Regions from separate parts of the Homo sapiens genome. Here region 2 is linked to region 1. The links are chromatin contacts, found by Hi-C or POLR2A ChIA-PET in ENCODE. All regions are on one chromosome and are shown on one strand. Each heading gives the region's core, a stretch centred on a gene start or an enhancer-like site at or near the end of the contact. The rest is flanking DNA. Distances are from core to core; before and after follow the strand shown.

Region 1 (5,783 bases), core at 187-2,686:
CAGCCCTCTTTCAGGAGAGAAGGGGAAGAGGGGCAGGTAGCATCACAGAGTTGGTTTTCTATACAATGAGGATGATAGCTGGGGGCTCCCACTTACCCAGAGGAGTGAGCCCATAGAACTGGGCTTCATGGAGGAGGCTGGAACCGTGGACACCCCTGGGTAGTAGAATTGACTAGAGGTCAGGGTCTAGGTGTGGGGGTGAACAGAGAATGCTGAGAGGGTAATTTTCAAAACTGCACAGAGAATGTCAAGGGGTAGAAAGTTTTGATGGAATAAAGATGCTAAGGAGTGATGATATGGGTGGAGGAAATGTTGAGTGTGTGTGTGTGTGTGTGTGTGTGTGTGTGTGTGTGTGTGTGTAGGGAGAAATCGAAGGACATAAAATTTTAACATGATCAAGATTCTCATGAAGTTTTGCCTGTTTGCTTTTTTAGAGAAGGGGTCTCGCTATGTTGCCCAGGCTAGTCTCCAAATCCTGGGCTCAAGTGATCCTCCCACCTCGGCCTCCCAAAGTGTTGGGATTACAGGCGTGAGCAATCCCGGCGCGCCCGGCCTGTGATCAAGGTTCTGAATGAGAATTCTAATAGAATGGAGCTCACGTGGACATTCAGAGGAGGTGAAAGAACTCCTCAGGGACTGAAGACAGTGAGGGACTCCCTCCCCTTTTTCCATGCCAACCTGGGATCCAACTCTTTGGTGCGCAGGAAGTTGAGGATGGGGGCGAAGACTGTAGGGTCCCTGTCGATGAAGATCTGCGGGAAAGGGGGGCAGAGGATGGATGGGGTAAAAGGCAGGACTGAGTGGGGTCCTGCCCCTCTTCCTACCAACCCCTCCCCCCCATCCCATTTCAGTTCTTGTCCGACTCACTGCTCCGGTCTCATCTTTCAGCGTCGAGATGCGTCCGCTCAGAAGACTGCAGGGAAGGGACACCGAGCAGGCGTCACGGGCCGGGGGAGTGGATATTAGGTCTCCCACGCCCTCTCCATCCCTCCTACCCTCGCCCCAAACTCGCTCTCCCGATCACCTGGAGAAGAAGGAGTCTGGGATCCAGGTGAGAGTCTGGCGAGAGGTACTGAATCTGGGCGGGGAAGGTAAACGGACGCAAGAGATGAAGAGGAGCGGGTGAGGAATGCGTCCCCCTCCCGCAGGATCCAGGGTTCCCTCCCCTTCCCCCTCCCCCGGCGTTTTTCCAGAATCTCGCGCCTCCAAAGGGGGGGGGGGCGGAGCAACCCTTGATGGACAGGGATTCCCCCAGGAGAGGCGGATACTCCCACCCCGCTTCCCGCCCCCGAGGATGGGACCTCAGGAGTCTCCCACACTCACCTCTTGCCTCCCACATTCAGATGAATGACTTCCCCGGGAGGCCCCCGACTGGGGACCCCCTCGGCTGCAGTAGCCGCTGCTGCCATGGCCCCCGGGCGAGCCGGCTGGCCCGCACCCACTTCCGGGTGTGCACCCGGACCCCGCCTCCATAGGCTGCTCATTGGGCCAGAGACTCCAGGAGTCACTAGCGATTGGACAGAGCGCCTGCCCATCGCGGTTAACTTTTCCGCCTCCTTAAAGGGGTCCGCCTTTCCTGAACTTGACGGGGCGGACCCGGAGTCTCCTTTGGGGAAGTTTATTACGAAGCATAACGAAATATTCTCCATCCCTCTAGGTTCTCGTCAAGGGGCGTGTGTTTAGACCCCGAAATTAAGTCCACATAAAAGGGTACATCTGGATGTTCTCCGCAGCCACGGTACCCCCGTGCCCCTCTCCCCACCCCGCACCCACCCCTACAGCCACCACAGCCCTCCTTTCAATCCTCCCGGGCGCAGCCCAGAAAACCCAAACAAAGGACCATAGACCGTCAAAGCCAAAGGGTTTATTATAGGTACATACAGTGTGCGCCCGCCACACCGCCCCACACCCCCGGGCCCCAGCGGCTTCTCCAGGCGGCCATGGGGACTGCCCACAACCCAATCCCCCGACTCCCCAGGGAGGTGCTCCAGCCAGAAGCATGCAGGGGTGGGCTTCCCCTCGCCCCTCCCCTCATGAAGTGGCATTTACAACTGGAGGGGGGAGGAGAGAGGAAAACAGTTTTGAGCTTTGACGCCCCTCCCATTAAAAGCCTTCGCGGATGCGGGGCGGGGGAGGAGGAGATCGACGTTTTGCAAAAATAAACTAAGTCAGGAATTAACCGCATGGCTCTGAGGCGGCGGAGTGCAGGGGGCTAGGGCCCCTTCACTCCCCCCTCCCAGACAGAGATCAAGGCAGCATTGGAAGTGAGGTAAAGGCGGGGAGGGGGTGTCCCCTCCCTGCCCCCTAGCACCCTGGATGGTCCAGGGGACCTCACCAGCGCCCCCGTGCCCATCCCTAGGGCAGAGAGGGGGGCAGGAATTACTGCCCCCACCACCCCAGCTTCTTGGGGCAGGATCTGCAGATCGGGGCTGGGGGCTTGGCTCAACTGGCCCCCTGCCCACCCCCATCAAGCTCAGTTATTGCATAAAAATAAGGGACCCCCAGCACCTGGGGTGGGGGTGGTGAGTGGGAAGGGGCCGAGATATGGCTATAGGGGCAGCAATCTCCCCACCACTTCTTGGGGTGCAGGAGAAGTCCCCTCCTTTCCGGTGCCCACCATGTCACGCGTCCTCAGTGTTGGAACTAGGGGCTCCCGCCCCTGCGGAAGAAAAAGTGTCTTTGTGCCCACAGTGCGGAAAAGAGGGGAGACGAGATGTGTCAGGTCCTGGGGGTGGGAAGTCACTTCCTGCGCCCGCTGGCCCTGCGATCTCCGCCTTCCCTCTTAGGGTTGCCCTCATCTGTGGATGAAGTAGTGGGTAGTGTCTGGCCCCAGCGGGCGATCTCTGCGTGTTCCGCCACCGAGGAAGCTACAGCCTCCAGCCAGCCGTTCATCTCCTCCTGGGGGAAGAAACAGGGCACAGAGGCCGTATTTGGAAGAGAGAAGCTGGAATAATAGGTGAATTTCAGATCAGACTACCCTCTCTGAAATTCAGTTTTCTCATCTATTAAAAAGGGATGATGATGATGATGCAGTTACATAGCAATATGTGCCAGGCTCTGTTCCAAACACTTTAGTGGATTAATTCCCTTAAACCTATGCAATAGGATTGTATATACTTCCTACTACAGAGATAAATGACACAAACAATGATAATAATATGGGCAGGCACTACTAGAGCACTGATATTTACTAGGCCCTGTGCTAAGTATCAGTTTATCATGTATCAATTAAACATGGAGCAATTTAATTCTCACAGTAACCCTATGATAAGAGACTTTTTTTTTTTTTTTTTTGAGACAGAGTCTTGCTCTGTCCCCCAGGCTGGAGTGCAATGGCTCGATGTCAGCTCACTGCAACCTCCATCTCCCAGGTTCAAGAGATTCTTGTGCCTCAGTCTCCTGAGTGTCTGGGACTACAGGCACGTGCCACCATGCCTGGCTACTTTTTGTATTTTTAGTAGAGATGGGGTTTCGCCACGTTGGCCACACTGGTCTTGAACTTCTGACCTCAAATGATCTGCCCACCTCAGCCTCCCAAAGTGCTGGAATTACAGGTGTGAGGCACCATGCCAGGCCAAGAAACTATTTTTAATCTTCATTGTGCAGATAAGTAAAAGAAGGCATGTAGTGGGTAAAGGCCTACTTCTGGCCGGGTGTGGTGGCTCATGCCTGTAATCCCAGCACTTTGGGAGGCTGAGGCGGGTGGATCACCTGAGGTCAGGAGTTTGAGACCAGCCTGACCAACATGGAGAAACCCCGTCTCTACTAAAAATACATAAATTAGCCGGGCATGGTGGCGCAAGCCTGTAATCCCAGTCACCCAGGTAGCTGAGGCAGGAGAGTCGCTTGAACCCGGGAAGTGGAGGTTGCAGTGAGCTGAGATTGCGCCATGGCACTCCAGCCTGGGTGACAAGAGAGAAACTCTGTCTCAAAAAAAAAAAAAGCCCACTTCTTCATTGCATCTTGTGAAGATTGAATGAGATAACAAGTGTTAGTTATTACTCTCAACATCTCTTCAAACCACCTTTATGCTTGCCTCTCTCAGACTCCTCTTCCTCCTCTCCCCACAGGCCTGTGTGGCCCAGCCATGCGCTCTCCCACTTGGGTCCCTGCCCTGGCCGCGGCCTGGGCTACCCACCCAGGTAGCCAAAGGAATCTTTTTTTGTTTTGTTTTGTTTTGTTTTGTTTTGTTTGTTTGTTTTGTTTTGAGATGGAGTCTCGCTCTGTCGCTCAGGCTGGAGTGCAGTGGCGCAATCTCAGCTCACTGCAAGCTCCACCTCCCGGGTTCAAGCCATTCTTCTGCCTCAGCCTCCCAAGTAGCTGGGACTACAGGCGCCCGCCACCATGCCCAGCTAATTTTTTTGTATTTTTAGTAGAGACGGGGTTTCACCGTGTCAGCCAGGATGGTCTCGATCTCCTGACCTTGTGATCTGCCCGCCTCGGCCTCCCAAAATGCTGGGATTACAGGCGTGAGCCACCATGCCCGGCCTGTTTATTTTGTTTTTGAGATGGAGTTTTGCTCTTGTTACCCAGGCTGGAGTGCAATGGCGCTGTCTCAGCTCACTGCAACCTCTGCCTTCCGGGTTCAAGCAATCCTCCTGCCTCAGCCTCCCGAGTAGCTGGGATTACAGGCATGCACCATAAGAGATGGGGTTTCTCCATGTTGGTCAGGCTGGCCTCAAACTCCTGACCTCAGGTGATCCACCCGCCTCGGCCTCCCGAAGTGCTGGGATTACAGGCGTAAGCCACTGCGCCCAGCCAGGAATCTTTTTTACACATCACTGTAATCCCCCCTAGCTCTCCAGTGCCCTTAGGTAAAAAATCCAATCTCCTCCAAATGGCCCATCCTGTCCTGAGACACCTATCTCCTGGGAACCTTTCTGGGACCTTCTTCCATGAACTCTGCCCTCCAGCAGTTAACCCTTTGCAATACTGCACCTCTGGTCCTCTGCACTTGCAGTTCCCTCTACCTAGATCACCCACCCCCTCTTGTTTTTGAGACAGAATCTCACTCTGTCACCCAGCCTGGAGTGCCATAGTACAATCACAGCTCATTGTAGCCTTGACCTCCCTGGTTCAGGTGATCCTTCCACTCGGCCTCCTGAGTAGCTGGGACCACAGGCATGTGCCACCACTCCCGGCTAATTTATTATTATTATTACCCATAGAGATGGGATCTTTCCGTGTTGCCCAGGCTGATCTTGAAGTCCTGGGCTCAAGCAGTCTCCTGCCTTGGCCTCCCAAAGTGCTGGGATTACAGGCCTGAGCCATGGTGCCCAACCTGAATCACTCCTTTTTTTAGACCCCCACTGTCCCTCTGAATCACCCTTTTTATTTTTATTTTATTTTCGAAGGAAGTCTCGCTGTTGTCCCCCAGGCTTGAGTGCAATGGCTCCATCTCAGCTCACTGCAACCTCCGCCTTCCAGGTTCAAACGATTCTCCTGCCTCTGCCTCCCAAGTAGCTGGGATTAAGGCACCTGCCACCATGCCCAGTTAATTTTTGTATTTTTTAGTAGAGACGGGGTTTCACCATGTTGGCCAGGCTGGTCTCAAACTCCTGACCTCAGGTGATCTGCCCGTCTTGGCCTCCCAAAGTACTGGGATTACAAGCGTGAGCCACCGCGCCTGGCCAAATCACCCCTTTTTAAAGCGAACTCCCTCCATTCCAGTCTCACCTGAGTGACCACGGCAAAGATGTTGGACTTTGTCATCAGGATCTGCAGGCAGCCCTCCCTGAAGCCCTTCCCACTCCCCACTGGGTTAGGAACCTCCTTTGGGCTCT
Region 2 (5,888 bases), core at 2,070-4,569, 35 kb after region 1:
CACTCTGGGAGGCCAAGGCGCGTGGATCACCTGAAGTCAGGAGTTTGAGACCTGCCTGGCCAACATGGTGAAACCCCATCTCTACTAAAAACACAAAAAATTAGCCAGGCGTGATGGCAGACACCTGTAATCCCAGCTACTCGGGAGCCTGAGGCAGGAGAATCACTTGAACCCGGGAGGCAGAGGTTGCAGTGAGCCGAGATCATGCCACTGCACTCCAGCCCGGGCAACAAAAGCAAAACTCCATCTCAAAAAAAAAAAAAAAAAAAAAAAAGCCGGGCACAATGGCTCATGCCTGTAATCCCAGCACTTTGGAAGGCTGAGGCGGGCGGATCACGAGGTCAAGAGATAGACACCATGCTGGCCAACATGGTGAAACCCAGTCTCTACTAAAAATACAAAAAATTAGCCGGGCATTGTGGCAGGCGCCTGTTATCCCAGCTACTTGGGAGGCTGAGGCAGGAGAATTGCTTGAACCCGGGAGGCGGAGGTTGCAGTGAGCTGAGATCGCGCCATTGCGCTCCGGCTTTGGCAAAAAGAGCGAAACTCAGTCTCAACAACAAACAAACAAAAAAAAAAAAAAAAAAGAGGAAGAAGAAGAAGCAATTTAGAACCTACCTATGAATATAAATTTATAGTGGATTGCACATGCATAAAAATTCCCTGGAGTAAACAAGAAGTTCATAACAGATGGTACTTACTGGGGGAGGGGATGAGAACTTAATGAATGGGGAACAGGGATGAAGGCGATAATTTTCCCATGGGATTTCCCTAGAGGTTTTGATGTCTTCACCATGAAAATTTATTTATTCAAAAATTGAAATTAAACATGAAAAGCAAATAATATAAAAACATTAAACATCCATATAGGTACACTTGTAAATGCACAGAAAGAGGTCTAGATGGATGCACACCAAATAACTGAGGCTCTCTTTGGGATGTGGGATTGGGAGGCAGATAGGAGTGAGACTTTATGTTTTACTGAAGACTGCTCGGTTAGTAAAATTTTTTCCCAAAAGAATATATTCATATATTACCCTTGTAATTCTAAACAGATGGAGGAAAGCTAGAGAAGAAAACAAAATAACAATTAAAAAATTAAGTGGTAGCAGATTACCACAAATGACTGCAAAACAAAACCCCAAACTCAAGAACCAAGCCAAGACTTCTTGATTCAAAGTTCTGTAGTGCAGAGTTGTTGGTTTTGCCTGCCCAAAATCCATCCTCTCCTTCCAAATACATCAAAACTCACTCTCAGGTCCTGAGCTTCCTGAAGGGCAAATGAAACCTAGAGAGTCATGGGTAATCACATGACCCAAGTGGGGCCAAGCAGAACACTGAAAACACCCTGGTCATAAAGATTGGGTCAGATATGAGCACGTAACCTTAGATGGGCCAATGAAAACTCTTCCCACTTTTTCTTTTTTGGTAGAGGTGGGGTCTCGCTGTGTTGGCCAGGCGGGTCTCCAACTCCTGGCCTCAAGCAATCCTCCCATCTTGGCCTCCTAAAGTGTGGGATTACAGGTGTGAGCCACTGTGCCCGGCCACTCTCCCCATTTTCGCCAGGAAAATGTGTGTGCACAGAAGAGATGCTCTCTTTCCCATGGGCTTCCTAAGTTGGGAGGAGGTAGGCCGGGCATCCTGGGGTCATCCTGCCAACATCAGGGACTCCCTGACCATGAGGCCAACACAGAAGAAAGCGGTGCTCAGAAATGAAGACAAGGAGATTTGTGAAGACGTAATTTGAGTTACTGATCACTCCACCCCTCAGACCCCGAGCCAGCACCTTCATAAATTGAAGACATAATTTGTGAATTATGAAGACATAATTAGCTGAGATCGCGCCACTGCACTCCAGCCTGGGCAACAGAGTGAGACTCTGTCTCAAAAAACAAAAAAACAAAAACAAAAAAAAAAGGAAAGAAAGAAAGGATGGGGTCCCTTGCCTTGAGTCCCAATAAGGCAAGGACTGGGACTGTATAGTCCCTGAATGTGCACTCCTCTCCTAGGCCATGCTGAGCTGGATACAAAAACATGGGACAGAGAAGCAGAACAGGGGGGAGGAGGGTGTTTCCTTGGCCAGAGAAAGAGCTTTGCTTAGGGTGGGGGTGGGCCTGGAAAAAGTGTGGGGTCCCCAGGGACAGAGCCTGGCAGCTGCAAAGCCTCTAGTGCATTTTCTCATCTGGCAGGAGACCAGTCCCCCATCTCTCCAAGCAGGAGCCTGTGGCTGAGGCCGACCAGCTGGCCAGGTCCCTGAGGGCTGGGGAGCCAGGACTTGAGACTCCACCATCTGGCTTCTTGGCCAGGAAGCACAGCTTGGCAACAGGCCCCGAGAGAGGATTCTGGGTCACGTGGCCAGGACCTGGGAGGTGGGGTCCCAGAGAGCCTGCTGCAGCAGCGGGTGTGGTACGGGATGAGGGAGAGGACACAAGGAGGACATGAGGAACACGGGAAGGAGGCAGAGACAGAGAAGTCAAATAAAAAGAGACAGAGAGACTGGGGTGGTGGCTCATGCCTGTAATCCCAGAACTTTGGGAGGCCAAGGTAGGCAGATCACCTGAGGTCAGGAGTTCAAGACCAACCTGGCCAACATGGTGAAACCCCATCTCTACTAAAAATACAAAAATTAGCCGGGCGTGGTGGCTCACGCCTGTAATCACAACTACTTGGGAGGCTGAGGCAGGAGAATCGCTGGAATCCGGGAGGCGGAGGTTGCAGCGAGCTGAGACTGTGCCATTGCACTCCAGCCTGGGTGACAGAGTGAGATTCCGTCTCAAAAAGAAAAAATAAAAATAAAAAAATACAAAAATTAGCCAGGCATGGTGGCGGGTGCCTGTAATCCCAGCTACTGGGGAGGCTGGGGAATCGCTTGAACCTGGGAGGCGGAGATTGCAGTGAGCCAAGATCGCGCCACTGCACTCCAGCCTGGGTGACAGAGTAAGATTCTGTCTCAAAATAAATAAAGAGACAGAGAGAAGGGAGTGAGAGAGTAGGACAGAGAGGGACACAAAGGGAAGAGAGAGACACAGAGATGGCGACGGGAGGACAGGAGAGAGGCTGAGGGGGACAGATCGCTCACACACTGCACACCACTACACCCCTCAGACCCCGAGCCAGTACCTCCCTCAGCCCAGCCTGGCCCCAGTGCCCTAAGGGTGGATGGGACAGCCAGGAAACGTGCCAGGCTGGATGGCAGCCAACCCCTCTCCTGTGTATGCCCCAGGGGACAGCAGGGCCTTGGCAGGTCCCTTCCCCAGTAGCAGCTCCTGAGGGGCAGCTGGGCTCCGTCTGGGTGCCCTGGCCCACACAGTCACTTCCTGCCTCGGGCTCCCTCTGCTGGGAAAAGGGCCCAGGAGTCTCGTGCTGGAGCCTGCCTCTGGCACCCATCACTGTGTGACCCCAGGGCCACTCCCTTGTCTCCTCTGGGCTTCAGCCCCTCCCTTGAACAATGGGGACCCCCATCTCATGGTTTGCTGGGCTTGGTTGAGACTGAACCCCCTACAGGGAGGGAAGAGCTAACTCTGTACTCTGGCTAAAGCAGGAGGCCCCAACTCCTTCCTCTAAAACCTAAATAGTACAAAAGAAGGTCAAAGATGGTCAAGCTCGCCAGTAGCATTGGAAAAAAATACAAATACACACACTGCAGTGAGATACCACTTCCCAGCCATCGGACTGAGAAAGATCTAAAATGTCTGACAAAACCAAGTGTTGGCAAGGACGAGAGGAAACAGGAGCTCATGTGTACTGCTGGGGAGAGAGTGAGCAGCCACAGAAGGACCTGGGCAGGCAATTTGGCAAAAGCAAGTGAGCTAAAGATGGTTCTAACTTTTAACACTATATAAATATTTCATTTACCACCTCCAAATTACTTTTCTTTTTTTTTTTTTTTTTTTTTTTTTTGAGATGGGGGTCTCACTCTGTCGACCAGATTGGAGTGCAGTGACACGATCACAGCTCACTGCAGCTTCAACCTCCTGGGCTCAAGTGATCCTCCCACTTCAGCCTTCTGAGTAGCTGGGAACACAGGCATGTGAATCTCGCTATGTTGCCCAGGCTGGTCTGGAACACCTGGGCTCAAGCGATCCTCCTGCCTTGGCCTCACAAAGTGCTGGGATTACAGGCATGAGCCACTGTGCCCAATCATCCATGTTGCTTTTTTAAAATGTGTTTTGGGGCCAGGTGCAGTGGCTCACGCGAATAATCCCAGCACTTTGAGGGGCTAAGGCAGGAGGACTGTTTGAGCCCAGGAGTTTGTGACCAGCCTGGGTAACATAGTGAGACCCCATCTATCAAAAAATAAAAATAAATTAAAATTAAAAAGCAGCATGGAGAGGGGTAAATGCCCCAAATGGAATATGAACAAAAACAAATGAAGTAACCGTGTATCACATAAGTAACAACCAAAGGGAAGGTGAAACAACTAGCTTTTGAAAACAGTAGAGTGATGGTGATATGCTCTCAGTTTTATGACAGTTAAAATTAAAGACTGGCCAGGCACGGTGGTTCATGCCTATTATCCCAGCACTTTGGGAGGCCGAGGCGGGCGGATCACTTGAGGTCAGGAGTTTGGGACCAGCCTGGACAACATGGCGAAACCCCATCTCTACTAAAAATACAAAAATTAGCCGGGTATGGTGGCGGGTGCCTATAGTCCCAGCTACTCGGGAGGCTGAGGCAGGAGAATCACTTGAACCCAGGAGGCAGAGGGTTGCAGTGAGCCGAGATTGTGCCACTGCGCTCCAGCCTGGGTGACAAGAACAAAACTTGGTCTAAAAAAAAAAAAATTAAAGACCTGTGAATAAATACTGAATCTTAGATTTGTTGGGTCAGCAGTTCTGAAACCACTTAATGCATTATGTCTTTTCACCTTCACAATGTCCTTATGAGGTCAGAAATATCATTATGCCCATTTTACTGAAGAAGAAAATGAGGCACAGCCAGGCGCGGTGGCTCATGCCTGTAATCCCAGCACTTTGGGAGGCGGAGGTGGGTGGATCACTTGAGGTCAGGAGTTTGAGACCAGCCTGGCCAACATGGTGAAACCCCGTCTCTACTAAAAATACAAAAATTAGCCAGGCGTGGTGGCAGGTGCCTGTAATCCCAGCTACTCAGGAGGACGCTGAGGCAGGAGAATCACTTGAAGCCAGGAGGCGGAGGTTGCAGTGAGCCGAGGTCCTGCCACTGCACTCCAGCCTGGGCAACAGAGTGAGACTCCCTCTTAAAAAAAGAAAAAGAAACTGAAGCATGGAGAGAAAAGTAACCTCCTTGGGCTATCCAGGTGATAAGGCACAGAGCCAGGGCTTGACCCAGGCAGCCCAGCGCCAGCATCCATGCCCTTCACTGAGATGCTCTGCTGCTTCCCACACTCCTGCTATCCACCAGGGGGTGAGCATTGAGGTCCTTCCCATTGCAAGGAGAAGGCATCCAAGGCTCAGAGGGAGAGACGAAGGCAGCAAGTGGGAGAGCTGTGACTCAGAACCAGACCTGCTGGAGTCCCAAGTCTGTGCCTTCAGCCACTGCAAAACACTGCTGGGGAAGAATTAGTAATCACTGCAAGATAATTATGAATCCTAGCAATAGGCTGGGGCAGTGGCTCACGCCTGTGATCCCAGCACTTTGGGAGGCCGAGGTGGATGGATGCTTCAGCCCGGGATCTTGAGACCCATAGTCCAAGCTTCTTCACCCTGCCCTGTGCAGGACTGACCTGCATGGACCAGCCCTCCTGTCCTCTGGCTTCCATGTGGGTTGGCCTCAAACATGGCTTATACTTTTCAGTGCAAAATGAAAACACAAGGTCCCTTGTTCAAATATTTATTAAGAATTTTATCCAGGGGCAGTGCTTCACCCCTGTAATCCCAGCACTTTGGGAGACTAACGTAGGAGGATCA

The links. A loop is a pair of places that touch in the nucleus more often than their neighbours do. ChIA-PET counts read pairs that join two places held with the same protein, here RNA polymerase II (POLR2A). Pooled maps may share reads with other maps.
Region 2: a map of ascending aorta shows a loop between it and region 1 (2.0-fold over the local background). The contact joins the enhancer-like site here to the promoter of SHKBP1 in region 1. A Hi-C loop is called at or near these places in 7 of 168 maps with a recorded cell type or tissue (GM11168, aorta, ascending aorta and 4 more), 6 of 37 single-sample maps with no recorded cell type and 16 of 50 pooled maps. POLR2A ChIA-PET finds 5 or more read pairs at or near these places in 19 of 52 experiments (A549, AG04450, B cell and 16 more).

Annotation. Positions count from the first base shown.
Region 1 is chr19:40,572,526-40,578,308 of GRCh38, reverse strand. It overlaps SHKBP1 (SH3KBP1 binding protein 1), which reads right to left and starts at 1,436. Exons shown (of 18, transcript NM_138392.4): 1 at 1,324-1,436; 2 at 1,025-1,078; 3 at 868-913; 4 at 679-752; 5 at 97-155. The coding sequence starts at 1,409. It overlaps SPTBN4 (spectrin beta, non-erythrocytic 4), which reads right to left. Exons shown (of 36, transcript NM_020971.3): 36 at 1,845-2,898. The coding sequence ends at 2,740. RefSeq lists silencers at 1,338-1,407, 1,428-1,607, 1,958-2,047.
Region 2 is chr19:40,538,827-40,544,714 of GRCh38, reverse strand. All of the region lies in intron 20 of SPTBN4 (spectrin beta, non-erythrocytic 4), which reads right to left. Among named protein-coding and RNA genes, the nearest start is that of SHKBP1, 35 kb to the left of the region's middle. Within about 2 kb of position 3,319, at least 7 of the 41 ENCODE cell types and tissues checked have a DNase peak (open chromatin) inside an H3K27ac peak, as active enhancers do; they include ascending aorta, where a contact is called at or near this core.